Regions from separate parts of the Homo sapiens genome. Here regions 1 and 3 are each linked to region 2. A link is a loop called in an ENCODE intact Hi-C map of the cell type or tissue named here. Cell type or tissue: mammary epithelial cell. All regions are shown on one strand. Region 1 overlaps AOAH (acyloxyacyl hydrolase). Region 2 overlaps AOAH (acyloxyacyl hydrolase). Region 3 overlaps ELMO1 (engulfment and cell motility 1).

What was found. Peaks named below come from ENCODE experiments on the same cell type or tissue, not always from the same donor. Only the 100,000 strongest peaks of a DNase experiment are listed, where the experiment ranks them.
Region 1: it touches region 2 in a loop (3-fold over the local background); 2 of 110 quality-filtered maps call a loop at or near these places.
Region 3: it touches region 2 in a loop (7-fold over the local background); 25 of 110 quality-filtered maps call a loop at or near these places.

Annotation. Positions count from the first base shown.
Region 1 is chr7:36,577,817-36,585,816 of GRCh38, reverse strand. All of the region lies in intron 12 of AOAH (acyloxyacyl hydrolase), which reads left to right. Among named protein-coding and RNA genes, the nearest start is that of AOAH-IT1, 18 kb to the left of the region's middle. In mammary epithelial cell, a CTCF peak has its summit at 3,415 (motif pointing right); DNase peaks (open chromatin) are centred at 2,286 and 3,036.
Region 2 is chr7:36,667,894-36,675,893 of GRCh38, reverse strand. It overlaps AOAH (acyloxyacyl hydrolase), which reads left to right. Exons shown (of 21, transcript NM_001637.4): 3 at 1,885-1,951. Among named protein-coding and RNA genes, the nearest start is that of AOAH, 53 kb to the left of the region's middle. In mammary epithelial cell, a CTCF peak has its summit at 4,874 (motif pointing right); DNase peaks (open chromatin) are centred at 1,993, 4,873, 5,883, 7,613 and 1 weaker place; H3K27ac peaks cover 2,547 bases.
Region 3 is chr7:37,194,405-37,202,404 of GRCh38, reverse strand. All of the region lies in intron 13 of ELMO1 (engulfment and cell motility 1), which reads left to right. Among named protein-coding and RNA genes, the nearest start is that of ELMO1-AS1, 200 kb to the right of the region's middle. RefSeq lists an enhancer at 3,327-3,386. In mammary epithelial cell, CTCF peaks have their summits at 636 (motif pointing right) and 3,358 (motif pointing right); DNase peaks (open chromatin) are centred at 644 and 3,364.

The DNA of each region.
Region 1 (8,000 bases), 90 kb after region 2:
AAGCCCTGTGATCAGTTTAGTGTGATTCCATCCAGGCCCTTTCTGTGTATTTTCATTTGTACATGAAGAAATGAACACTTTGTTGGGATTTTCCCATAAAGGCTATCATATTGTGTTTAACCTACTGTAAATCAGTGCTTCACCTTAGCCATACTTCTTGGAGCTCTTTTCCTTCTTGTCCAATACTGCATAGTGTTTCATAGCATAGTTATTTTTTTCTCCTACAGGTGGACATCCAACTTATATCCAGAGTATCATTATTCTTCGTAATGCTGCAATGAGCATTTTGTACTGACTCTTTGGAATATGTGTGAGGATTTCTTAAGAAAAAATTATTGGACCCAAATGTTTACATTTTTAATTTTAATAAGGCCTCCAAATGGGCTATACCAATTTATATTCCCACAATTAGTATATGAGAATATTTGTTTTCCCACACCCTTGCCAATACTGGATATTGTTCATCTTCTTAATTTTTTCCACTATAACAACAACATTGTATTGTTGTTCTCACTTGTAACCTCCTGACTACTAGTGAGTTTGAGCATCTTTTCACAGGCATCGCCCGTTGTCTTTGTCCTATCTAGTCGCCCTCTGCCCATGCTGCAGCACCTACCCCTCAGGGATCATCCCCCAGCCTCTCTGTCTTCAGCTACATTTCTTTTTTATACCCCTCCAGACAGCCCCTTCATACTGACCCCCCATCTAACTGGATGATTATTTTCTGAGATCCTATCATGTCCTTCAATACCAATGTCACCTCACTTATAATACCTGTTTACTACTTGTCTCATGCTCCACCTTCCCATGCCCAGACTCTGAGCATCCTGAGTATGGGAATCAGGTGACTTCATTTTGTAGCCCTCTTACCTGGCACAGTACATGACACATGGCAGGTGCTCAATAAAAGAATTGCTGAACCAGCTCATAAGGATATCAGTTTGCCCATGTAGAGTGCTTTACAATCTGCAAACCTCCTTCATGTGCATTTTGTCAGATTATCTAAATCAAATAAGATTTGTTGGGATTAACATTTTGGGGGAAATAGGCAAAGGAGTATAGCTGAATTAGCAACTGCATGATGTGATATGTAAAAATATGTAAAAATAAATCAGCGTAAGTTAAACCCTTGGAATTCTAAGTGTGTCCTATAATAAGTATTCTGCAAGAAATTAGCAAAATTAATTAAAATATTAAATCACACAATTAACATTAAAATATTAGCCATATGTAATCAACAAATAGGAGAAAATGAATTTAAAAGAAACATCAATTCAGTAGCCAAGTGGAAAAAATGAAATAAAGAGATTTGCTAAGAAGTGAATTTGGCTAATGATAAGTCAAACCTTGATGTGAATTTTTGCCCAGAATGATGTAATTTTGCAACCCAGATTAATCAAAGTAAATGAACACTCTACAGATTTCTCTAGTAGAATCGTTGTAACCAACTGAACTTGAGATTTTAGGCCACCTCAATGCTTAAATACAGATCACAGAGATAATTCATCAATATTCTTCATAAACTCTTCTGCGAAATATGAGTTCCACAAAATGTTAAAGGGTACTAACACACATTTCTTAAAAGACGTGTTAAGTCAAATAAGTTTTGGAAATGTTAATTTAAATAAAGGGAAACAAGCTTATTTGGTATAAGGCTTATTATAGCCTTCACTATGCGAAAAAGCATTGTATATCCTCAAAAAATATAAAACATTCAAAAATATATAAAACATTTCCTAAACTTATTTGACCACAGAACTATGTAGAATTTGTGTGTGTGTTTTATGAGAAAAATTCAAAGAAACTGGTGTTTCACAGAACATCCTTTGAGAAATGCCGTTTAGGTCATTAAAACCATCTGCTATGTCACAAGTAATCTTTTCAGATGTATAAGCCTCCACAGCCTTAAATGTCTCCACTTTATCACAGTTTAATGTTCACCCTAATACAGTGGCCTAGAATCAAATCTGGGGCTGGGAAAGGCCAGGATGGAGAGAGCTACACCTGCTTCAAGCTCAGAGAACAGGAGGGGAGGAAATCTTAGTGAGAGGTTAACCTAACAGGTAGGAAGCCTTGTCTGAGCCCAGCAGCTCATGAATTATTGAACACAATGCCTATGAAGTCTTTTTCCCTGTACTATTTTTCTGGTCCAAATTCAAAATTTATCATGCTGTCCTGCTAATCTTTTTGTATGTGAACTCCTAGGACCTCCTCTGTAGCCATCCTCACCTCTGCATAATTAGCTTATTGCCAGTCTCTCTGAGTCCACGGTGAGTCATATTCTGTATGTTTATCACTCTCTGAGGCTACATCTTAGTTGTTCTATGATGTAGTGAGTTAGGGGTTACACAGAACTCTGGGATGTGGCTAATATCAAAGGACTGAAAGGAATCTTAAAAGGTCTTTAATCTATCTCCCTGGCCCTATGCTGGCCTGACCTCCATCCACATTAGAAAGAAAGTTATCCACCCTTTTCTTAAATTTTCCTAGCAGAAAAGGTCCCTGGATAAAGCCTTAAAGCCTGTCTAGTCTCTAAGTTACCCAAGTTTATCCTAATTTACTCCCCTCCCTAACTCTTCACATCAAATATCCCCAGGTATTTCTCACCAACCCTACTGCTGGAGCCTGTTTTTTGTAACTTATTCCCTAAGATTCAACTTAATGGAGACTCATAATTTATACCCAAGCAAGCTGTGCCTCTGGACAGAGTCAGAAATTGCCTAACAAGAGGATCACCTGAGGTCAGGAGTTCAAAACCAGCCTGACCAACATGGTGAAACCCTGTCTCTACTAAAATTACAAAAATTAGCTGGGCATGGTGGCATGCGCTTATAATCCCAGCTACTCAGGAGGCTGGGACAGGAGAATTGCTTGAACCCAGGAGGTGGAGGTTGCAGTGAGCCGAGATCATGCCACTGCACTCCAGCCTGGGTGACAGAGTGAGACTCTGTCTCAAAAAAAAAAAAGACACTGACTAAGAAATTTCATCAGAATATGCTACATCACTCTTGCTTGAATCATATCACATCTGGTTTACCTCAGAGATCTCTGGCAGGCTACAAAGCCTTTGGAAGAACTCCATTTTTGCCTCTCTCCAAATAGGTTCTGCCTTGAGTCAACATGGGAGGCCATCTTTTATTTCATTTTAAATCAACCTGTTTAATTTGTCTACATTACTCTTGAGGCCCATTCTTGATATTACTCTGTTTTGTTCTACCGAAATGCAGTGGGGGAAGGCATTAGGAAGCTCTCAGAAAAAGTGATTTTTTTGTGTTCCCTGAGCCAATGTTGGGAAGAGTAACAGCCATTCTGTTTGAGTTTTACTCATTTTGAATTACGGTGCTAGAAATCAAAACCCAATCAGTGTGTTTTCACATGAAATGCCTGTACTGCCAGGCCCTCCAGTAGAAGGAGCTGGTGAAACTGGAAAGTTAACGTGACTCACTTCCATGCCTATGCCTGGAGTTGAGGATTCAGTTCTGTAGGCATTGGGCAAAGTGTGGAGAAAAGAACTTTTAAGTACCCGTCTTGTGCATCCCTCAACTTACAAGCCCAAAAGCAGTCACCTCCTCCTAGCACATTGGACCGGATTTTGATATATACAACAGAGCAGAAAGAGAAAAATAAAAGATCACACTGGAACACTGGATTTTTGTGGAGAAAGGAGAGCAAGAGGAAGAGGATTTGAGGCCAGAATCATCATGATAGTTTAGCCTCATTATGCATAGCATCCTAGTAGCCTCAGCTTGTCCTATGACTACAAGCTCAAGACCCTGCATATATATAATTTTCTATTAAGCTATCTTCTCAATTTGCAGGCATATCAAAATATTATATTGATCCCACTATATACTCAGGATTTCTGAGCACTCCTTGAGAAATGCAGTTCCTAAAATATATAAGAGAGATTATAGATTCGGGATGGGGATGAAAGAAAGCAGTATCTTTTACTATGTGAAATACTTTCTAGTGCTTGGTACAAGGCTTTCATCCCAAAATTCTAGATGCTATTTCTAGTCAGAAATGTTATTAGAACTATCTCCTATTGGTAAAGATTTCTATATTCTTATAATGAAAGGTGCAACTAACTGTATCTATAATATTAATACCTACACTATTTACTCTTCATGAGCAGGACATGAGCAAAACAATATTTTGGTATATAAATTCCATTCTCAGAATGATCAAAAATACATTTGTGACTAAATAGGTAAGAATTACTTTCCCAAAGAAAAATAACCCCTCTTTATTGACCATAAAATTATTTTAGTATCAAACTCAGATCCAGTGTCCATTTCCCATCTGTTTTTCCAAAATATAATAAAATACTCAAGGCAGAGGGCATAAGTGACGCAGTGTATAAGGTATCCATTTCAGGCTTTTGAGTAAGATAGCAGATTGAACACAAGCACTTACATCTCTCCCTTGAAAAGCCCTACTCTAACGACAGTAAATGAATTTGTCCAAGAGGACGAAGAGAACAAGAAGAGCCAACAGCCACAAAACGTTGGAAGCTAGAAATCAGACAGATGAATGGTAACTGACTTAGTAGATTCAGGAGAGCTGCATCCTAAGCTGGTTGGAGGGAATGCCAAGAAGCAACCCAGTTCACACTGCAGAAGCCCCAGAAGACTTGGGGATTGGTTACATGTGGGAGCTGTAGAAATGCAGGTGAGGCTAAACCAGAAGTATTGGTTGGAAGATTGCTGAAGAGCAGTTAGCTCCTCAGACCCCTTCCAACTCTCCACAGGTGGTCAACTGCCCCTCCCATACTCTGGAATAAGACTAGAGCTTTATTCTCTGGAAACACTAAAGTCAAGGGCCTCTGGACTGGAAGACACCAAACATAAATGAGGAGAGGAGTATCCTACGGAAACACATGAATGCTAAATGTTGAGGACCCTTCCCTACATGCCCCAGAGTGTTGCCAACCCAGCCTGTACTCTCCTGGCTGCAGACTAGAAGATCCTTCCCTGGGGAATCTGAACAGCCCAAGAGGAGAGTCCCACAGATGCTGACAGCAGGGTTCCCCAAGAAAGGCCCAGACAGCTCATCTTGCAGTGAGGGCTGTAGTCAACAAGCACAGCCAGGGGCCCAGCTTCCAATCAAAATCAATTAGCTTTTTAGCTGGCAACTAGTTTCAACATTTAAAAATAAGCCTATAACCCAGGATCATCACACATCTGAAGGAAACCTCAAACATGAAAGAAAATACAGAAACAAAGGGGAAAAAAAGCAACTTAGAGAAACACAGACTATGTACTAAGGGGGATAAAACTTTTTAGAAAGTTTAATAGCCTACATATTAAAATAACTGAAATTAATATCTTCAAAAAGATAAAAGAATTCTATAGCAGACAAGTGCTTCAAAAAAGGATAAAAGAAGATGTTACATTCATAAAACAAGAACATTAAAATTAAAAAGATATTCAGAGAACCAATAAGGTCATTTGGAAATTATTCTGGTAATAGCAGACGACATTCATAGAAAGATTAAAAAATAAAGTTGAGGATATTATCCAGAAAATGGAGAAAAAGGTCCATGACATGAAAATAGGACAGAGAAACAGGGAAAATTACAAGACCGGTTCAGATGACCCAATAGTTGTAGGGAAAAAAGAGAAAGGAAGAAATCATCAGTGAAATAATTTAAGGACATCTCTCAAAACTGAACATCATGAATTTCCAAGTTGAAAGGGTTTATCAAAGGTCTAACACTATGAGTAAAATCAGACACACACCAAGACTGCCATCATAACATTTCAGAACACTTGGAATGAGGTGCTACCATAGGCTTTCAAAAGATCAAGACACAGAGTTGCTTCATACTTAACAATGCTGGGGAGGCTAAAAGCCAAAATCAATCAATTCCTTCAGACTTGTGAGGGAAAAATATCATAACTGTGATGGTTAATACTGAGTGTCAACTTGATTGGATTGAAGTATACAAGGTATCGATCCTGGGTGTGTCTGTGAGGGTGTTGCCAAAGGAGATTAACATTTGAGTCAGTGGTCTGGGAAAGGCAGACCCAACCTTAATCTGGGTGGGCACAATCTAATCAGCTGCCAGCATGGCTAGAATATAACCAGGCAGAAAAAATGTGCAAAGAGAGACTGGCCTGGCCTCCCAGGCTACATCTTTCTCCCATGCTGGATGCTTCCTGCCCTTGAATATCAGACTCCAAGTTCTTCAGTTTTGGAACTTGAACTGGTTCTCCTTGCTCCTCAGCCTGCCTACAGCCTATTATGGGACCTTGTGAGAGTGTGAGTTAATACTAAAAACCCCCCCATATATATATATATTCATTCCATTAGTTCTGTCCCTCTAGAGAACCCTGACTAATACCTAATACAGATTTATGTTATTGTTGTATAACAAACTGCCCCAAACTTTCATGGCTTAAAACAATAGTCGTTTTATTATATCTCACAATTTGGGGGGGGCGGGGTTCAGGAATTCAAGCAGAGCTTGGCTGGCCAATTATTCCTCTCTATATGAAATTATGGTTACTCAGTGACATCACCTAATGGCTGGGCTGGGCTGGGCTGGGCTGGAGAATCCAAGATGGCTTCACTCACATGATGTGCCTGGGAAGGGACAGCTGGCAAGGCTGAGTTCAGTTCAGCTACATAGGGCCATTTTTTTTTTAAGCAGTTTTAGGCTTATGAAAAATTTGAGGTGATTGAAACATGGAGGCGGATTTCTCACACATGGTTAAGCACCATCCCTGTTGGTACTGTCCTCAGGATAGGGAGTGAGTTCTCATGAAATCTTGTCATTTAAATGTGTGTAGCACATTTGCTTGTTCTCCTGCTCTGCTTTTTCCATGTGACATGCCTGTTCCCCTTTTGCCTTCTGCCATGATTAGAAGCTTCCTGAGACCTCCCCAGAAACAGATGCTGCTATGCTTCCTTTACACCCTGCAGAACCATAAGCCAATTAAACCCCTTTTCTTATAAATTACCCAGTCTCAGGTATTCCTTTATAGCAATATGAGAATAGACTAATACAATGATAAATACTTAGAAAATTAAGGAAAGAAACAAAAGGCAGTTATTAACTCTACAGAAATAAAAAAGTTAGAAAGAAATTAGAAAGCAATCATTGATTAGTTGTCAATAGCTAAATCCTCTTCTAGAGTAGGAAGTGAACAGATAATGTCAAAGACTAACAATCAAGAAGTAGCCTTAAAAGTATGTTACTTAGAGATGAGGAGAAAAACATCAAAAGACCTAGTCAATTAAGGCTGGAATTAGTTGCCTATGGAAATGGAAAAATGGAGAGTGGAGGGAGGTGTGGGGTTGCTATTTATCATCACAAGTCTTATATACACACATAGGTAAGTTATTTGGTTCTGTGAGACTCACCACCTCAAGTCTTTGTTGATTTTAGCTTCTCAATTAGACTTCCTTTGGCTACTCTAATTCTCATTTCCTTTCTTCATAGAATTTAGAACTTTCTAGCATACTCTATCATTTGCTTTTTTATAATGTTTAGTTCTTTTATTGGCCTTTTCCTGTTGAAATATCAACAACACAGAAGCAGGGATCATGTATTTTAATTTTCCAATATAACTCAGTGCCTAGAATAATACTTGGAATGTAGCAGGTGCTCAATAAGCATCTATTAAGTAAATTACTTTTTAAACTATGTGCATGGGTAGCTTTGATTTTAAAAAATAAATACATTATTCATCTCAAAATTCTACTACAAAGCAAAAATCTCACACTTAAAATATTGCTCAGGCATCTTGGTCTTGTATTAAAAAACACTATCATTGGTTTTCTCAGACTTCAAAAAAGGGATACTATTTTCTATGCATCCTGAATGCCCAAACATAATATATGCTTACCTTTCTGAAGCACTGAGACAGTTGCCAAGCACTGTAATACAATTAGTAAGCTTTCATATAACACTTAATAATTGGTGATTGTATGTAAGGTTGTGAGATGTGAACTTATTATAATGAAAAGAAGATACAATACATTTGAAGATTACT
Region 2 (8,000 bases):
AATCATATGGTTTTTTTTATGTTGTTGATATGGGAGTAATACATTAACTGATTTTCAGATGTTAACCCAATTTTGCATTCCTGGGATAAATCCCACCTGATCATGGTGTATAATTTCTGTATTGCTGGATCTTATTTGCTAGTATTTTGTTGAGGATCTTTGTGGTTATATTCATGAGAGATTTGGGTCTACATTCTTTCGGAGGAAGGTTTCTGGTTTTAGTATCAGGGTAATATTAACCTCATAAATAAGTTAAGAAATGGTCACTCTGCTTCCATTTTTTGGAAGAATTCTTGATAAATTGTTAGTAATTCTTTAACTTTTTTGTAGATTTGCCAATGAATCCTATCTGGTGCAGCTAGCTGGTCTTAGGCTTTCCTTTGTGGGAAGTTTTTAATTACTAATTCAATCTCTTTACTTGTTATATGTTTCTTAAAATTGTCTATTCTTGAGTCCATTTGGGCATTATGTGTCTTTCTAAGAATTTTTTATTTTATCTAAGTTACCTAATTTATTGCCATGCACCTGTTCATAACATTCCATTATAATCCTTTTTATTTCTTTAAGGTCACTCATAATGTGAGGACACAGTTTTAATTGCCTACTTCAAAGGCACAATTTATTTATTTATTTATTTGAGACGGAGTTTCACTCTTGTTGCCCAGGCTGGAGTGCAATGGCACGATCTCGGCTCACTGCAACCTCCACCTCCCGGGTTCAAGCGATTCTCCTGCCCCAGCCTCCCTAGTAACTGGGATTACAAGCACCTGCCACTACACCCAGCTAATTTTTTGTGTTTTTAGGAGAGACGGGGTTTCACTATGTTGGCCAGGCTGGTCTCAAACTCCTGACCGCAGGCGATCTACCCGCCTTGCCCTCCCAAAGTGCTGGGATTACAGGCGTGAGCCGCTGCACCCAGCCGAGCACAGTGTATTTAAAGTCTCGTACTTTTTTGTCTAAAAAGTCATAGAATAGATCTATTTTAATACAAAAATAATATTTCACATTATTTAACATTAAGCAAAATTGAAGTACCAGGGAGCATTCCCATATTTATCTTGTTTCACCACTCCATCATCCAGCAAGGCCCGGGCCCCCCTATGTGAGACACATCATGACAAGATAGATTCTCCTTAATCAGGGTTTTCTAGCTCTTTCCAGGACAGCTGATCTGTCCCTAACTCTGCTAAGATCCTGAGTTGAATTACCAGGGCTCCACAATAGACTCACAAACTGGAGAAACAGGACCAAAGAGCTAACAAGTTTCATTGGGTGGATAGAGGAACTCACAAAACATTCATGTGCTCTCATAGGTCAGGGGAGATTATGTTGTTAGTAGGAGTATTTGTGTGGAGTGTATCTATGTCCTGTGATGAAGGTGGCAGTGCAGGATCACCTGTAACTGTCATCTCCTTTTACCTCTGGGATAACAACAGCAAAAACTAAGGACCCCAAGTGAAGTATTTTCCTTTGAATAAACACCAGAAAAGACCATTTCTAACAGAGCTACATTTCAGATGATTGACTAATGCAAGTCTCATTTCTTTCAACTTCAACAAATGAGGTCATAGCCAACATTCAGGTATTCCCTGTAGAAAAAAAAGAAAGAAAGAATGAACGAAAAGGAAAACCCAGCATTAAACTGTGTTTTTAGAATAAATTGGTTATCTTTAACCTGGACGGTTAGGTGGCATTCACATAAACCTGAGATAGAAGTGATATTTAATGCATACATTAGCTGAAACATTTCCTTCAAATCCTTAAAATTAAATTAATCATAAATTAATCACTCAGCTTCAGTTCCTAGCAAAGATAATCATTATTAAGGTGTGTTAAATTCGTCGCAATAAAAATATATTCAATTTCCCTCTTTATATTTTTTAGAAAAACTGTTCTTGAAAACCACCTGCTATTTAGTCATTGACAAGTTTGGATCAGACATCATAAAACTGTGAGTATGCCATGACACATAACTCTGATTCCATTGCTGGGACATGGGAGGAACAAGAAAACTGGGAGGTGGGAGGCTCTGTGTTCAGCATGATGCGCTTTCTGGACAGGGCTCGAGGTGTTATTCCAGCTCTTAGTAATAGTGGAAAATTGGAACCTAATTTGGATCCTTCGTCACTCTACGCAAAGGCTCCCCTTGAATTACAGTGTGGTAACCTGTACTTGGGTGATTGAACCTTTCTCCTGAGCCCTCTCCGCCTCCCTGGATTCCCAGGCCACATCTTCTCTCCCCACTTAGCTGGTTTCCTGGCTTCTCTCCGCCTCCCTACTCCCAGCCCTTGCTCCTCGCATTATCACAGTCTGCTTTTTCTTTTACTGTTTTTCTTTTTTTCCTTTTTTCTTTTCCTGAGACAGAGTCTTGCTCTGTAGCCCAGGCTGGAGGGCAGTGGTGTGATCTCGGCTCACTGCAACCTCCACCTCCCAGGTTCAAGCAATTCTCCTGCCTTAGCCTAAGAGGCTGGGATTACGGCGGGCATGTGCCACCACACCGGCTAATTTTTGTATTCTTAGTAGAGATGGGGTTTCACCATGTTGGCCAGGATAGTCTCAAACTCTTGACCTCATGATCCACCCACCTTGGCCTCTCAAAGTGCTGGAATTACAGATATGAGCCACCAGGCCCAGCTACTATTTTTCTTTTTTTGAGCTCAGGGCACTGAATCAAATAAGCCCTGTTTCTCAGTTCATGGCAGTCTCTCATCAATGATCCATACATGGCTGTCTTACACTTTTTATATTCTTATTTAGTTACTTTGAATACTGAAATAAGCTCCTGAACCCACCACCCAAAACAGTCTAGGACCTTGACCATAACTTTCTCTGCTCCTATGGTCCCTCCCCTTTATTCTCAGGCTTTTCCCACCCAAGTGAGCATCATCCTAAATTCCGTGTTCATCCTTCTTCTGCTTTCTATAAAAAAAATTATGGAGGTTTTTCTATAGTTTTATTATGTATAAAATATACAAATATAAATCATTCATTATCATATAATACATGTTATTATAAACATTTTATAATTTATTACACATAAATTATATGTTTAATTGCTTTCTGGTTTTAACTCTTGTGAACAGTACTCCTAGGAACATTCTATTTTTTTTTAACTTTAAGTTCTGGGATACATGTGCTGAACATGCAGGTTTGTTACATAGGTTTACATGTGCCATGGTGGTTTGCTGCACCTATCAACCCGTCATCTGGGTTTTAAGCCCCACATTCATTAGGTATTTGTCCTAATGCTCTCCCTCCCCTTTCCCCCACCTTCTGACAGGCTCTGGTGTGTGATGTTCCCCTCCCTGTGTCCATGTGTTCGCATTGTTCAACTCCCACTTATGAGTGAGAACATGTGGTGTTTGGTTTTCTGATCTTGTGATAGTTTACTGAGAATGATGGTTTCCAGCTTCATCCGTGTCCTGCAAAGGACGAGCACTCATCCTTTTTATGGCTTCATAGTATTCCATGGTGTATATGTGCCACATTTTCTTTATGCAGTCTATCATTGATGGGCATTTGGGTTGGTTCCTAGGAACATCCTTACATGATTCCTCTTCAAGGGGCCATTAGCCTTACAGCAGAGATGTTCACAAGACAGCATCCCCCCTCTACAACAGGGTAGCCTAGAGTCTACAACATTTTAAAGACAGAAGGAACTTAAAATCATACAGGCAGGGAGGTCATCAGTAATCTGTCATACTGTGCATCTGCCTCTCTTAATAGCGATCTCGCTCTGTTGTGGCAAACAATTTTTCATAACCCCTGGGCTGTGTTTGGAAGGCAGGGACCCTTTATTCTTAGCTAGTGCCACTATTATTGCCACTGCCTCCTAACAGGACTCCAGGCCTACAAACTTGCCCATTGCCCTGCAATTTCATAATCTACATTATAGCTAGACTAGTATGTTTTAATGCAAACCTAACTATGGTACTCCCTTAACGTAAAATTATTCGAAGTCTTCACATCCTCTGGAGGACTCCTAGCCCCATACACAAGGCTCATCAGGAACTGGTTTCTGAGGGCATTTCCAGACTCACCCCTTGCCACTCCATAGCACACTACACTTCAAACCACTTGTAGTCTCCCCACACACCAGGAGGTTTCTGCCTCAGGATCTTTGTACGAGATGTTCACTCAGCTTGGCACATCCAAAACCTCTACCCCCTACCTCTACCCCAAACAAATCTTATGAACCCACTCCTATACACACAGGCAAACAGGCACACACACACACACACACAAACACGTGCACACACACAGATGCACACACGCACACACACATACACACACACGCATGAGCACATGCACACTCATACAGACATGTACATTCATGAGCATGCACGCATTTTCCTAATACCCTGTGCAAGCCCGTAGCATGGCATTTACCACAGCTGTTTGTAACTGAATTATCCATTTACTTTTCTAAGCTGCTATCTAGATGGAAAACAGTTTGAGGGCTAGGACTACATTTTATTCATCTTTGCATCTATCTGCAGGTACTTAGCAAAATACTGACTATATGTTTATGAAAGTAAAAAAGAAAGTAAGAAAAAGAGGTAGGAAGAGTTGGGGGGAAAAGGAGAGAGCTTTGTATCTCCAGGCCCAGGTGTAATACTTAAGCATGGAAAGTCTTCAATAAGTGTTTGTTGAATTAATAAATTTTTTTAAAAAAAGTATGATTACAGATGAGCCATGACTAGATTGCTGTGAAGAAAGCCTTTTAAAAGTATGAAAACAGTAAAAAAAAGAAACCCTTTTCGTCTATTTGATGAATCTATTTATACACCTAGTAGGAGCCTAGATCAGGGAACCAGATCAGCAAGCTGAAAAGTCCCAGAACTCAAAGGGGGCAATACATGCAAATGTCCAAAAGGGGGTGCCAGAGAGCAGCTCCCAACAGCAGTGTGCTGGGAGTTACCGAGAAGTGGCCTGGGTAATTCAGACACAACTTGCTCTTCTGTACCTGGCTATAGAGTGGTGAGTGTGAGAACCAGTGAAGCACAAGGATCAGAGAAAGGACAGACACAATACTCATCACTGCAGATGCAAACTGTACAGCATGTGAACTGTACAAGAGACAAGCGGGCATAGGTATGGAGAAAGAATGGGACCAGCGGGCCGGGCGCGGTGGCTCACGCCTGTAATCTCAGCACTTTGGGAGGCCAAGGCGGGCGGATCACGAGGTCAGGAGATCGAGAGCATCCTGGCCAACATGGTGAAACCCTGTCTCTACTAAAATACAAAAAAAATTAGCCGGGTGTGGTGGCGCGCGCCTGTAGTCCCAGCTACTCGGGAGCTTGAGGCAGGGGAATCGCTTGAGCCCTGGAGACCGAGGTTGCAGTGAGCTGAGATGACGCCACTGCACTCCAGCCCGAATCACATTTTTCTTTCTAATAAAGAGACTAATTCTCGCTAGCATGAGGTGGGCCACTTTTGAAGAACCACAGATGTAATAAATGAATAAATAACAGATGTCTGATCCCACCTTCGTGGTTCTGTCCACCATGTGTTTTGTTTGTCCATAATTTCCTATGTGTATTAGTTGTGAGCTGATAGAAATGTTTCCTCATTGGGCATGTTCTTCATACAGCTTGTTTTAAGCCATCAGACACAGCTCGAGATTGATGGAGAGCCTGAAAATGACAACCTCATGATTTAGTTTTACTTGAATATCAGTCTTCCAATATTAAATGTATTTTCTAACCCAAAGGGCATCCTTCCTTATTATTTCACACCACTCAGTTCTCAATAATTCATGGACTAATTGTGCAGCAATTACATTTCCTTCCTACAGGCAGAGCCACAAGATGTTAAAAAAAAAAAACAAAAAAAGGATACCTGAGAACTCAGGGGTTCCCCTAAGAACCTGAGTCATGCAGGGAGGAGCTACTTCAGGGGGCAGCTCAATCCCAGCCAGTGACACAGCTGGGTCCCCTCTGTGTGTCTCAGACCGCCATTGCTCTCTCCATTCCTGTAGCAAGCCTGACTCTGGTCTCTGTCTGGCTGTGTTGCTTTCTGGTATCTATTTATGCTTCTCTCTAAATCACAAATTCTTATGTCCTAAGCCCAGGAGCTCTCTGAGATCAGGACAGGCATAAACTACTAACAGTTTTAAGAAAAAAATGCAAAACAGAATTGATAACAATTATGGTATACCTTAGATGTAATTAATGGCTTTGGGAGAGGCATTAAAAATACAGGGCAGAGCCACTGCACTCTGTGACTCATGCCTGTAATCCCAGCACTTTGGGAGGCTGAGGCGGGTGGATCACTTGAGGTCAGGAGTTTGAGATCAACCTAACCAACATGGTGAAACCCCATCTTTACTAAAACTATAAAAATTAGCCAGGCATGGTGGTGAGTGCCTGTAATCTCAGCTACTCAGGAGGCTGAGGCAGAAGAATCACTTGAACCCAGGAGGTGGAGGTTGCAATGAGCCAAAATCATGCCACTGCACTCCAGCCTGGGCAACAGAGAAAGACTCCATTTAAATTAAAAAAAAAAAAAAAAAAAGGTGGGGGGGGAATATAATTCTGTTATTCCCAAGATAATTACAAGATTTATAGAAATAATTAAATTCTAGTACACTATAAAGGATGTGACCTAGAAACAAGATAAAAGTATTAAGTTATATGAAGAAGATCTTCCAGTTCTGCTGGGGGATCTCTGTGACTACAATTTGTATATAAAACCTCCTTTGAAAGTAATGTCACAGGTCTAAATATGAGCACTTTCAAGTGAAAAAGGCTCTATTCCCCTAACCCTGCCACAGGCTCTGTTACTCTGCCATGTGGTCATCCTTGCTCCTCTTTAGATTTATGATGATAACGATGGTCATCATCATCGACTGTAATTCTACCATGATTCTAATTCAAGCAATCAATTAGCTGGCTATGCCAAAGTGTTGAAGCCCTGCCCTTCCTGCATGCTGCACTCTGTACACTTCTATAGCTGTAAAGGTAGTAAAAGGAAGTAAATGAAAATGTGATAGGTTCAACATTATGAAGTTTGAAAGTCACCACTCTGTTCTAACAGCAGGTTAAAAAGCTGAACAAACTGAAAAACCAACAATACTTCATAGATCTTTAAGAGAAGTAAGATCAGGGCTGGGTGTGATGGCTCACGCCTGTAATCCCAACACTTTGGGAGGCCAAGGCAGGTGGATCACTTGAGTCCAGGAGTTTAAGACCACTTTGGCCAACATAGTGAAACCCCGTCTCTACTAGAAATACAAAAATTAGCCGGGGGTGGCGGTGCACCTCTCTAATCCCAGCTACTCTAGAACCTGAGGCATTAGAATCACTTGAACCCAGGAGGCGAAGGTTGCAGTGAGCTGAGATAGCGCCATTGCACTACAGCCTGGGTGACAGGGGGAGACTCTGCCTCCAAGAAATCAAACAAACAACAAAAGAAGTAAGATTATTGGGCAAGCAGCTGCCTCCGAAAGTGGGGAGAAACAGGTGGATACAGAGAATCACAACTTTCCAGGGCAAAAATTGCCACAGGAGCCAGCATTAAAGAAAGATAATCTGTACTGTAATAGACAAATTGCTGGAGCTAGACGTAGACAAGACTGTGTTAAAAATTCCAGGGGAACCAAGTCATAGGGGTGTGCCCACCCACTCTTTTGTGAGTTTTACCTCCAAGAGTTCAACTGATTTCTCATAGTAGTTATTAGAGACACACACACACACACAAAAACCTCTCATGTTTCTGATGGTAGGAGTGAGGGAGCAGGGGAGAAATGAAAAAGAGTAGAAAACAAAAATAAAAACAAAGAACAACGGTAACAAATAAAAAACAGTAACAAATATGGTAGGTATTAACTATATCAATAATCATTTTGACTGTCAATGGTTTAAATGCACCAACTAAGAAACAGAAATTGTCAGAGTGGATCAAAAAATTAGACTCAATTATATGCTGTCTAGCAAGAAACTCACTTTAAATATAAAGATAAATATAGATTAAAAGGAGATAGAGAAAGCTATACCATG
Region 3 (8,000 bases), 530 kb before region 2:
GACAGCATTAGTAAGAATCTAGAATACATTTATGGGAATTGGAGAAATTAAATTTTGACATTCACTTAATTTTTGTGGTATTCTCTTTTTGCCACAGAGCATCTCTGGAAAGCACAAGATAATGCAGGTTTTTGTCAATCGAATCACTTTTCCCTATATCCCTTATTAATAACTGGGATAGTATTCTGAAACAAGTACTTTGCTTTCAAATACATTTTAGATTTAACCCATAAACCTAAAAGTAAAATAACAGTATATTTAAAAACACACATTTACTGAAATCTTATACAGTTATAGCTATATAGAATGCAGGAGGTCCCGGGGTGCTCTGCAGGGAAGCTCTGCCAGTCCTAGCCAGTCCACCAGACCCAGTCAGCCCCTTTCACCTGAAGGATCCTTGGGGGACATGGGTAAAGGGATTACCTGGGATGGTTCAGGCTGCATGAACTCACAGAGATGTGCCTGTTCCTCAGGGACCAGATCTTACACTGTCAGCCTCCTTGACACTTTGATCAGACCGGACTCTCTCTTTTCCTATCTGAAATGCTGCAGACCTCAGTTCTAATAACTTCTGAGGCATCCCTGGCCCCAACAAGCCAGGAAATTCCTTAGTGAACCAGAGCAGAAATAGCCACCAGATGGCGCAAACACACAGCCATTGGCTCTCAGCCAGTCCCCTGAACTCTGGCTGACCAGCTGCTGGGACATTCTGTTACGTTGCAACCCTGCTTATAAGCCTGAAACGTTTGAAGTTGTTTAAAGTTTAAAGGCCAAGACAGGGGTTCTTGGGGTCTCCTTAGAGGGCTCTAAAGCTTTCATCAGGACCCGGTAGGAACTAGAAGCATTGTTGGATGTGCAACTGGCCCCCCTATTAAATGGGATTTGCCTGATGTTCATGGCAGATGGGCTTTTTCCCAGGACCTGAGTCTCCCAACTCTCATTCCCAGTTATTTTTCCTTACTCTGTCATGAAAGTATTTTAAGTAGGGCAAGCAATTTTTGCTTTCTGCTTTAACATGGAAATATAGGAAAGAATGCACTGGAAATGGAAAGTCTATGAATGTTGGCTGTAAAAACAATAATAATGTATTTGGGGGTTGAAAGTACTGTCCCATTATTAAAATATGTGACAGTAATAACGTGAGGAGGGCAGGGTAGTAAAGGGAGTTAAAGTGAACCAGCATTGGTGGGGAGTTATGCAAAGCTGTATGGGGAAGTTTGATCTGACTCTTGACATGTGGTTCTCAGGTAAATAGAATCTTTTAGAATCATTTTTCAATTTTTTAAACAGTAGCCATTTCTGGAGCTGTATGTTCAGAGGTACTGTTGAGATTTCTGTTTTAATGGTAGGGAGCATTCGAGCCTCTTGAGCATTCTTTTCTTTTTATCTCTAACTTTTCTTTCCTCACTCCTAAAAATATTAAGGGGAATTTATTTTTATTTGTATTTTTTTTTTTTTTATTGAGACAGAGTCTCACTTTGTCACCCAGGCTGGAGTGCAGTGGTGCGATCTCGGCTCAACTGCCTCCTGGGCTCCAGCTATCCTACCACCTCAGGACCACAGGCGCTCACCACCAGGCCCAGCTATTTTTTTGTATTTGTGGTAGAGACAGCATTTCACCATGTTGCCCAGGCTGGTCTCAAACTCTTGAGCTCAAGCGACCCACCCGCCTTGGCCTCCCAAGGTGCTTGGATTACAGGTGTGAGCCATGGCGCCTGGCCATAAAGGGGAATTTTAAAAGGGAAGAGAAGCGAAAGTGGGTGGCCTATGAAGCTGCTGATGGGTCAAGCAAAAACTGTCAGGGAGTTTGGTTGCACACTTCACTGATTGGCAGGTGGGCATCCTTTTCAGGTGGCCCATTCGTCACAGGTGAAGAGAGGATTGCCAGCACCCTGCCTGTACATGTTCAGGGTTGCCTCTGTGCTGTCTTTCTTGGATGCTTTTGGTCAAATGACAGAGAGAATGGCATGCACTGTCTTCATGTTTAATTTTATATGCAGAGTTGTCTTAAAGTTGTAGCTGCTAGTTGGGCACAGTGGCTCTCTCCTATAATTTCAGCAGTTTGGGAGGCAGAGGAGAGAGGATCACTTGAGGCCAGGAGTTCAAGACTAGCCTGGGCAATAAAGTCACACTCTTGTCTCTACAAAAAAAAAAAAAAAATTAATTAGCTTGGCCTGGTGGCATGCGTCTGTAGTCCCAGCTGCTTGGGAGGCTGAGGCAGGAGGATCTCTTGAGCCCAGAAGGTCAAGGCTGCAGCAAGCTATGATTACATCACTGAATTCCAGCCTGGGCAACAGAGCGAAACCCTATCTGTCTGTGGGGGGATAAAAAACAAGTTGTAGCTGCACATGTAGGAAAGAAAAGGTTAGCTTTGGAAAGCTCTCTTGAAAAACTGAAGAAGATCAGGTTTATTTCCTGTCATTGAACCAAGTGAACCAAGCACATTAAGTCATGGGGCAGGGCCTCTGCACAGTGGGCTCTTCTCAGATAACTCAAGGTCTCGTGGGGCCATTTCCACTTCAGTGTAGCATCATCATACTTCCTAGGGGTGCAGAGAGATCAAGAACTCCCACTTAGAATACTTGCAGATCTTTCTTCTGTGATCCACCTTTGCTGTCAGCTGCATTGAGAAAGGACATCCAAACTGGTGCAGTGGGGCCCCTAAGGACAGTCCTAACACAAGCTCTCTGTCACTGTCTCAGGTGAAGAGTTGGCCCATGTTTTGCTCTTGCTGCAAGGCATGTGCTGTTGCCACCATTTCCATCTGTTTGGTGACTTTCGTATGGGATATGTTACTCCCTTCTTCCTACTCCGGCATGGGGAGGGAGCAAGGAGGAGTACTTATTGCTGGGAGTAATCTAATTTCAGAAGCACCCATGACCTGTGGACTCCTTCTGAAAAGGGGATGCATGAATAATTGTACTTTTAAAACTTTGTTTTGTTTTGAGACAGGGTCTTGTTCTTTTGCCCAGGCTGGAGTGCAGTGGCATCATCATGGCTCACTGCAACCTCCACCTCCCACCTCAGCCTCCCAAAATGCTGGGATTACAGATGTGGGCCACCATGTTCAGCCCGTTTTCATATTTTTAGAGGAACTATTTTAAGGGAAAAATTTTAAAAACAAATGACCTATGATTCATTACCATGATAATACTTGACCTTCGTTCTTCTTACTTTTTACGGTAATTAACTTTAACTCCAGACACAATTTCTCAGGAATGGTTATTGAACACCAGGTGAAGAGACAGGTTTCTTCCAGTCCTGTTTTTCCAAACTCCTTTCCTATTTAGCACGCATTGTGGTGCCTTAGGAGGGACATTTGTGGGCAGTTAGGGTTGAATCTGTTCTCTGGTCCACTAGGGGGCGCGCCTATCAAAGGCATGTGTGTGAGAAACTCTGCAGGCTGATGGCACTTCAATAAAGAGCAGCTCTGATGTGTTCATGAAGTGGAGGACTTAGTGGGGACTCTTCTAAGTGGGTAAGTTTAGCAGGTTCAGAAAAATGCTTTTCCAGCCAGAATCTTCCTCCTTCCCCCTTTTAGCTCAAAATCTCCAATAACTCTGTCCCCTGGCTGTGGCGGAAGGAGAGGCAACATATTAAACAGTGTCAATCCTTCGTCCCTGAGTGTATTGTGCAAACTTCCTTGGCATCCTTTCTTTGCACATGGCGCTTTGGAGCAAAAGGGCACCATCCAGCAGGTGCAAGGGTGACACATAGGGAACCAAGGGCAAAGAAACGTCAGGGTCTCGTAATGTATAAGCAAGTCAATTGTGTTTGAGGCTAATAAAACATAGCTTTTACGAGTGCAGCCTTTGGTGCCAGACTGCCTGGTTTTGCATCCCAGCTTCATTGCTCATTAGCTGTGTGATCTTGAACAATTTACCTAAGTGTTTCTTGCCTCATTAGTGAGTTGGATATAGTCGTATCTCCCACCCAGGCTTGTTATGGACATTAATGAGTTAATTGATGTTAAGTTCTGAGAAGCCTTGGCATGGAGCCAGTTTTAGTAAGTTTTTACAATTGATGATTGTCATTTGGATCTGATGGTGGAAATGAGTCTGCAGAATGCATTTACAGTAACCCAGATGACTGGGGACATTCTTCATTTGACTATAACCAGCTGGGTCTGAGAGTAGAAATACATGGCTTCAAAAACAGTTAATTGTCAGGAGTGGCATATCCCAAAGTCCATGAATTCTAGAGAATTTCGTAAGAGTGCTTAGCAGTGCAGGACTTTTATACCCCTCAAAGAGCCTCTTTAGTGAAGGAAGCGGTGGATTTTTTGCTCTGTATTTTTGCTACTCAGGAATTAGCATGTAGGCACATGGCCGAGGATGTCCTTATGCTGCCTGCTCTTGTGCAGATTTTCAAAAGCAGATAAGACTCAAAACCACAACATATATTAAATCAATATTACTGTCCATGACAGGAAGCATTTTTCAATTGGATGACTCCATCCACGATACCCTTTGGAGAGTGCCTTGGACCTAGGCTGGACAGTGCTAGGACAGAGGACCACCAGAGTCTGGCAGGGCTGAGTGGTGATGGGGTCCTGGTACCTGGGAAAGGTAGTTATAGGCATCCAGCACCTCTTCCTCTGATGATTTTCTGTAGGTGCTTGTACTCGTGATTTTGCCTCTAGTAGGATCATATCAAAGCACCCCTGAGAATCATGCTGGTTATTCTGGGGTGCAGGCAAGAGAGGGAAGGAATGACCAGTTAAGAGTCCTGTGATCCAGTTACCTGCTTCCCATTGACCTGCTTTTGATGGCCATCAATCAGCTCCACGCAAAGCTAGCATGCCTTCTATCTTTATCCTTTCTCCTGAGACAGTGTGCTGTTGTGGTACTTTTTATTTTGTTTTCCATTTTTTCAAGTGGTGACTATTTGTCACAGTGCCCTTCCTACCTCTGAATTCAGTGTGATGTGACCTCGGGAGAGGAGGTGTGAGCACGACGTCCAGACTCGGACATGTCTGTTTCACGTCTGCCGGGAAGTAATTTTTATGCTGGGAGCTGGCTTCATGGCGTGGGATTCTAATTCTGGGGATGGCATTTTGTATGTGTAGGAAGACTGTCAAAACCTTTCCAATGGGAAGGGACAAGAACCAATTTGAGAATCACATGGTTACATAAGAACTGGCCCTGTGCGGGCATCTCTGCATACTTCCTGCACTTGTTCATTCTGAAGACGAGAGAAAGAGGAGCAGGAAGAATCTTCCATGAACTCTGCAAACCTACAAACTTTCCAATGAGAAGTGGTGCACACTCCCGAGATGGTGCTTGGGACAACATGGTTAAAAGGGTAAGGGGTATTTATTAACCCTTTGCTTTCTTGTTATTCCTGTCCCTCCTCTTTAAATGTTTACATTACCAAACTGGCTAGACTGCTGAGAATCTATCATTTTTAGGTTGCCTGCTAGGGTTTCTACTGGTCTTATCCCAGTAAATAGCTGCAGAAAATAGCTGCAGTGGCCACACCCAGCAGCAGTAGTGTCTAGGGGACTCTTTGGGACCTGAGCCAGAAAGTTCCCATATGCAGTATCTCATTCTGTCTCCACAAGACACAAGACACAAGGATTATTATGTCTATTTTAGAGACGAATAAAAAGAGGCTTACAGCTTCAGAAGATTTGAAACCTGCCCACAATAGCTGCAGTGTTTCAGCAGCACAAGGAGACATATGCAGACTTAATTTTTGTTTTCAAGTTGTTTAGTCGCAGGTTCAGACACTCATGGGAGCAAGGCAGTGAAATAGATGAAAGTAGCAGATCTTAGTGAAGCTTTATTTCTAGCCTCCCATGCCAAGGACACCCCCCACTCCCTTGGAGTCCTTGAGAAAGCCACCAAATGCTTGTCTCACTGTGGCCTTTCCACACTCAGGATGGTATTCCCACTAATGAAGACCACACACCAACTATCCACTTGCTGCTTCTTAAGGGAACATGCACAGAGCATCGTCCTTCCTGAATCTCAAGCTAAACCCAGCAGGAGCAAGGCCACGTTTCTATCTGGGGGTAGAAAGCAAAATTGTGCTTCCAGTTTTCCAGGGATGCTATAAATCCTTCGCAAATGCTCACAGCAAGCAAGTGGCAGGGCCAGTGTTTGGCCCCTTTCACCCTGACGCCAGTCCTCCCCCACCTCAGCCTCGAGGCTGTGCTGTCTTGCTATTTAAGGAAAAGGGAACATGCTGTCTACAAGGTCTCAGTCGCTCTTTACATTCAATTCAGGTAAATCCAAGAGGCCTTGTCTCCATTCTCAGCTTATTGAGCCTCTGCCTGCCTTCTTGATGTTGTTCATTTGTTGATGACCTTGCTTCATAACCAGGGCAAAGCAGTGAGGGAAAGCAAGTATTTTCATGACAGGTCCTGAGTGCTCATCTTCCTGCTTCATGATAACCCAGAAATCGGCCTTCACTTTTTGCCTTCTATTGTTCATAGATGGAGCCTGAAGTTAGCAGATTTGAATTTGGTTCTCTCCATCCCCCCAGCCCTTTAATATATTTATCTGTGATGTCATATACTAAAGCTTTTCCTTGTTTCTTGAAGGGTTCTCCCTCATTCCCACTGCAGCCTTCCCTGTGACTTATGAGCATTAGGGCAAAGGGAAAGGGCTGGAAAATGGAGACCAGGAAGAGGGAGGCCTCTGCAGTACAGCTTTTAAAGTTCAGGGGCATCTACTGGAGGTGGTCCGTCTGGGACCAGGTCTGTTAGGAGAAGAGCCACGCCAGCTTTTTCGGAGAGGAAAGCTCTGGGAGGAGGTACAGTTCTTCCTCACTTTGGGAAAGCATCACAGATTCCTGCAACTGCTGCTCAGTGCAGGGAGCCCCGCCTCCAGCCAGCTGGGCATGGCTGGGCATCCAAACAGGCATCCAAGGTGTGAGACAGGGGCCTGTGGATTTCTTCCATCTATCTGAGTGGCTCACTGTAGAATGGCGTCCCATCGGTCACCTGTAGAGCACTTTGATAGTAACGGATCATGCCAGGCAATAGGGTCATGTTGGAGTTTAATCTAGACTAAAAATAAGAGACTAATGTGTTGATTCATTTGTTCGTGCAACCAACATTTATGAGCATTTATGATATTTAAGGCAGTGTGCGGACAGGCCTCTCTCTAGTCACAAAGATGAATCGGAGAAGCCAAGGCCTTCATGGAATTGATTGTTGAGTGAACTCCTTATCACTCTGGACCTCATGTGTGCTGTTCTCTCTCCTGGCACTCTCATCCCCTGTCCTCTACAATTCTCAGTTCAGAACTGAGTGTGTTGTATTCTTAGACTAGACACAGGGAGCCTGCTGGGAGCTCTCCCAGTCCAGGTCCTACCCCCGTTTCAGCACGTAGTTTGTACTTGCTTATTAGCCTGATGTCCCACCAGAGGGATAGGTCCTTGTCTACTTAGCACACCTTTGCATCTCTTGCACCCAGCACAGTTCCTGCCACTGGATAGGCATATGGTAAGTGTGTGTTGAATGAATGAATGAATAGATCAATTAAGGATTCTACCGTTCAAGAAAGGAGACACCTTTACTTATAGGTAGAAGTTGATATATGCTATGAGAATCATACAAATAGACTATAAAGTGTTTCTGAAATTCCAAAAATGGATAAGGAGAATTTATTTGAGGACTCCATGAGATTTTACAGTGGAGAGGACGCTGAAGATGAACCTTAAAGAATAGGGAGCATTTGGACATGAGTGAGCTGGGGAGGAGGAGGAGCGTGGGTGACCAACAAGGAGTGGAAAGTGGAAGAATGTGAAGTTTCCTTCAATTTCTGCTCCTTTGAGGCTGGGCCATAAAATATTATGTGCTGCGGTGTTTGGATGATATTTGATAATTTGTAAGTTAAGAAATAATGCAGTTAAAGCTGAGGATTTCACTTCGGTGGTAGTAAAAAGATGGCAGGAAGTTGGAAGAGGCTGGAGGTGATATTGGCCGAAACTAGAAATAGAAGGGGAATAGAAAGGGAGAAAACAAATGTGAAAGAAAAGGTGTGGAGCAC